2 separate regions of the Homo sapiens genome follow, and region 1 is linked to region 2. A link is an interaction called in ENCODE POLR2A ChIA-PET data of the cell type or tissue named here. Cell type or tissue: IMR-90. All regions are shown on one strand.

Region 1 (2,500 bases), 1.5 Mb after region 2:
AGGAAAGACAGTAAATCATGTGAACCCACATTCCAGACGGTCACACCCTCCAGTCTTACTGATATAACTTCGTTTCTGGCAAACAGGCCAGCTCTCTGATATTAAAGATGAGAACATGGAATCATATCTTCTGGGTACCCCAACTCATCTACCCACTAAGCTCCCAAATATTATCTAAGATGTGTGTTCATGAAAGAGAGAAAGAGAGAGGATAAGTGCACACAAACACATAAATATATATACATATATGTACATGCATATATACCAAAAAAATCTGCTTCTTTGTAATTACATGTGATCTTAAGAAATACGTATCTGCTCTGTGAAAGATTTTTATATGCCTTTGCCATTCTCCAATTAGCAGAAAGTCATAAGGAGTAACATCATTCCCATTTAACAGTAGAAAAAATGTGCAAGGGCTGCCGGTGAGCCAGGACCAGAAGCTACAAGTCCTAATTCATGGCCCAGTTTCCCTCCTCCAAGTCACTGCCTTTGTTCTGAAAATATGAATGCACTGGACATGCAAACTCCTGCCCTGGGCATTGTGGTGCAGTGGGCAGAGCAAAGACACACCTGCCTTAACTGGCTCACATTGAAATTTCTCTCTAGCTCCTGGGGGATCCTGCGCATGGGTCTCTCCATAGGCTGGCATTCACGCTTCTCAGATGTATCGTACACTAGCAAAAGGGGCCTCTGCTTTTCTCTGCTCTTTCTCTTAACACTGTTATAATATGCTTTTTCTTTATTTTTCCAGATTAGGTAGGCCCTGCAAACCTAAAGCTTCATTAAATCTTGTTTTCTAAAAAAAAAACGACAACACTCCCAACTTGTGTGCATTGGAACTCATTAGCTCTTGTAGTAGGGTTCCCCTTTTTCTCCTCAGAAGGAGGTGGCTCCTCACTGCTCCTTCAATAACGATGGTTCAGTGTGATTGGTATCTGTTTAGGAAAGGTCCAAGGCTCAAGGAAAATGGACATCATGTGCACAACCTCCTAACTCAGAGGACAAGCAAGTGACCGGAAGGCCAAGGATGCTGTCTGACCACAGACATTGCAATGCAGACACATAAGATTAGAAGCAAAACGCAGGAGGCTGGTAAGGCCAGGACAGTGGGATGAACCAAGCAGGGAAGGGACATGAATGAAGCAGGCCTGGTGGGATACAATAGAGAGTAGTGTGGACTGTGGCTAAAGGGAGCAGCTGCTCAGCTCAAGCCAATAGCTGCTTTACGGGAATCTGGGACTCTGCCTTCTGACTCTAATTTAAAGAAGGCAGGAACCCCGATTTTATATAAAATCTTATTTTAAAATATTGGCAACAAATTCAATTTAAAAATAAAAACTTGATAAATGCAGAAGTTGTCTGTGGGGTAGATGTAGACTGCAATGTGACATTTCGAGACTTCTATTACAGATCTTTTATTAGAAACAAGATATCAAGCCAAGTACTATGCCAATATATTGTGCTATTTCTTCTTCTAAAATGAGTGCATGAGGATGGGGTGTTGGACAAAAAAATAATCAAGGGTTGCGCTTCAGGAATCAACTCAGTGATGAGCTCACTGTCCTAGCCAGCGTATCCAGAAACAGTGGCATTAGGAGGAAGCTGGTGGCTTTCAGAAGAAGGAGGATCCTCTCGCCAAGTCTGAAGTGTCTCATTCCAGACTTAGAACTTGGCCAGATGTGGTCTATTGTACTCGGAATACTCAGTGTGGCCAGCGGCCTTGCCTTCTTGATTGCCTTCCTGTCTACCACATTCCAACCATAATGGCCTCCAACTGCTTCCTCCAACAAACCAAACCCAGCTTGTCACCACTGTGCAGCTTTGGCCTTTATAGTGTTCTCTCCCTCTGTTTTTTTCAGTGTCAGCTTCAATGTTACCTCCTAGGATAATTTTACTCTGACCACTGAGGGTAAAACAGGTCTCCACACCCATTCAAGCTATTTCATGTTCTTCAAATCAATTATCCTTATGTGACACTATTCATTTATTCACTTACCTATTTACTCTTAACCCACTAGAATGAAAGTTTAAATAACATGAAGGCAAGGTCTTCATCCTTCTTTTTTACAACTGAATCCGCAGCATGGGGAATCATGCCTGGTGTCCAGTAAGTGCCCAATAAATGTATTGATTAAAAACACTAGCAACAATAAATACATACAGAGCTTGTCAAGTGCTAAGCACCGCTCTAATCGCTTTACAACCTTTACCCATTTACTCATCTCTGCAACCCTGTGACATAGGTACTATTACTATCTTCATTTTAAAGATGAGAAAACTGAGGCACAGGGAGGTTAAGGTTACCCAGCCAGTAAACAGCAGTTCTGGAATCCAGATCTAAGCCATCTGGCGCTTGAGTCCATGTCCAGTATTCACTTTTCAGGGTCCAAGTGGAGCTTAAGTTGGGGCTGGGGTTGGGAGAAAGTGATAGCTGGATGAAAAAGAAATCTGAATACTCATATGTGAGTCTCATCCCTAAAAACAGAGAGGATTCCTT
Region 2 (2,500 bases):
TTGCACCGTCACTCGGGTTGTTTGGGAAGAAAAGGGGAGGCGCTGTGCGTGCCACCGGGTACCTGGACCTGGATGCCCAGTGTGTATGCATGCCTGTGGCGCTGCGTGAGTTATCGGGGCTCTGATAGCGTCCGGAGCGGGTTCGAGGGTCTCCTCCAGGAACTCGCAGAAATTAGAGGGGGTGGGGAGGAGGACACACCCCCTTCCTCGGAACGACTTAGAAGACTTTGAATCTCCCCTCCTCCGCTTTTCCGCCCCGGCTCTTCTTTTGTTGTCAAGTCCTTTTGATAAATGGTGGGGCTGGGAGCTCTGGGAGTCGGGAGCCAGTCTGTGCCCGCGTGGGGGGCGGGGGCCGAGCCTGGAGACCCGGTTTCGACCGGCGCGCACCTGGGGCTGAGCCGGGTGCGCGCGGGGGTCGGGTCTGGAACTGCCCTTGGTATGCTCGCCCTCTCCTCTTGGCCCATCTCACTCCCCTCCCCCACCTGACTCCCCTCCCCGGCTTCTTTCTCTGTCTCCCACTCCGCACGGGTACCGAGAACTTTCCGGGGTGAGTTTTAGAATTTGCTCCTAGGCATTCTTTTTCTGCGTTTGGATTTTATCCCTTGATTCTTTGGGTTGGTAAACTTTATGAAATGGTAACTTGACTGAAGCTCATTTGGAGAGAAGAGGGGAGTGAGGCGGTGTGTGCTTGGGGCTGGTGTTTGTCAGTGTGAGCGTGTAAGAGCACACCTGCATTCAAGGGGGTTTGTAGTGTCCGTGCGACATCTGAGGGAGGTGAGTCGGCGAGCGGGTGGCGAGGCCCCACGCTGAGGGAGGCGGTTGTCTGGTCTCCGGGGAGCAAGTCCCAGGTGCGCGTTTCGGAGGGCGGGACAGTCCTACGCTGTCTCTGCGGGGCAGCGCGTCTGTGAAGCACTCTTATCCTTCGGGTGTGTCCATGTGTGCCTGGTTACTGAGTGCGCGGCCGTCTAGGTGTCGACCCAACCAATGGTAGTGCTCCTAACGCCGCGAGCCCACCTTTGGGCCGCTATCGCCGCGGCCTCCCCGCGAGGCCCGGGCACTGAAATTCTGGGGCCTGCGACAGGGCCGGGGGGGACGCAGCCAAGGGCGTCCCTCCCCAGCCTCCAGACTCAGCTCTTCCCCCTCTCCTCTAATTCCAGCAGCTTATTACGCCGGCGGCTCAGGGGAGGCAGCCTCAGCACCTGAAGCCTGGGGGGGCCGTGGAGTGGCTCCTGCGTCCCCCGGTGTGGCCACACACGCTCGTGGGGCTGCGCTGTGCTGCGTGGGTGCGGGTCGTGGTCAGCGTGCGTTCGCTTTTCTCAAAACTCCACTCCGAGGGTCCGAGCGCATGGGGGCGCCTGGGGGCCTGCGCGCCCGGGGCTTTTGGGAGGCGCCAGCGTCCGAGCCTGCGCACCTCGCGCAGGAGGCCAAACCCCCGAAGGCCGGCGCGGGCCCGGGAGTGGGGGCCATTAATTACTCTGCGCCAGGCCTAAAGCCTCCAACCCCCAGCAGCAGTTGGCGTGGATGTCCTGCGGATTTTATTTGCAAACAATGGAAATGATTTGTTTTCTCTAAAAAAGGAGTGGGCAAGGCAGATATTGGAGGAGGGGGTGGGAGGAGGAGAAGGAAGGGGAAAGAGCTGAGGAAAAAAGTTTGAAAATGCCTTGAACTATTCACTGTCGAGATGGCTAATCAGTATTGAGGCCGGAGGGCAGGCGGGCCGCCTTTCACCGCCGCTTCCCTTTCATCTCGGGCTCGGCGGAGGCGCTCAATTAAAAGCCTATCAGTTTGTAAGTAAATCAACGCCTATCAGAGTTGTCACATCAAACAAAACGATTATTATTGCAGCCCGCCTCCCCTATTAATCTCCCTCGAAGATAATCCGCCTGACAGGTCAGGCCCGGCGAGCTGGAAAGCCTGGCCCAGAGCACCCAAACAGTCCCGGACTGGCGCGCGCCCCCGGGGGCCTCCCCACCCCTGTCCTGCCCCGCCTCGCGGTCCCTGGGAGCGGGGAGAGAAAGCGCGCGCGGAGGCCTCTGCACCCAGGTCCGCCCCACCTGACTGGGAGCAAGGCCCAGATTCGCGGGGCCAGTAGGGGACAGTCCCGCGCGGCCCTCGCCGCTGCTCGGGGCAGGGGAGAAGCCTGGCGTGCAGGAGCCGCGGCCCGGCCCGGGGTCTCGCCACGGCCTGCGCTCTCCTCGGCTCTCATTTATTTTCTTCCTCCCTTCTTTTTGTTTTCTCTCCCGCGTCTTTCTGGGCTCCCCCATCTTTTTCCTTCATTTCCTTTTCCTTTTCCCTTTTTTTTACTTGCCAGGGAGTATTTCCCATTCTGGCTCTCTCTTCTTGGTGTGCCGTATAAACCTTTCTTGCGCAGCCACACTGCCTGGAGTAGGATGTTCTCAGGGCCCGGGTTATTTCTCCCGGGTTGCCCCAGGAGTGTGCAGTTCCCAGAAACTCATGGCAAAGTCCTCTATAATCTCTTTCCGAGCAGGGGCTCTGAGAA

What was found. ChIA-PET counts read pairs that join two places held together with the same protein. Peaks named below come from ENCODE experiments on the same cell type or tissue, not always from the same donor. Only the 100,000 strongest peaks of a DNase experiment are listed, where the experiment ranks them.
Region 1: POLR2A ChIA-PET joins it to region 2 with 16 read pairs; 2 of 35 experiments call an interaction of 5 or more read pairs at or near these places.

The regions. Positions count from the first base shown.
Region 1 is chr10:76,903,781-76,906,280 of GRCh38, forward strand. The region is part of intron 25 of KCNMA1 (potassium calcium-activated channel subfamily M alpha 1); the gene reads right to left. The region is part of intron 2 of KCNMA1-AS1 (KCNMA1 antisense RNA 1); the gene reads left to right. Among named protein-coding and RNA genes, the nearest start is that of KCNMA1-AS1, 17 kb to the left of the region's middle. In IMR-90, no CTCF peak of the experiment used is centred here; no DNase peak of the experiment used is centred here.
Region 2 is chr10:75,403,511-75,406,010 of GRCh38, forward strand. All of the region lies in intron 1 of ZNF503-AS2 (ZNF503 antisense RNA 2), which reads left to right. Among named protein-coding and RNA genes, the nearest start is that of ZNF503, 3.0 kb to the left of the region's middle. RefSeq lists enhancers at 1,218-1,958, 1,296-2,371, 1,959-2,500. In IMR-90, no CTCF peak of the experiment used is centred here; no DNase peak of the experiment used is centred here; H3K4me3 peaks cover 765 bases; H3K27ac peaks cover 527 bases; H3K27me3 peaks cover 292 bases.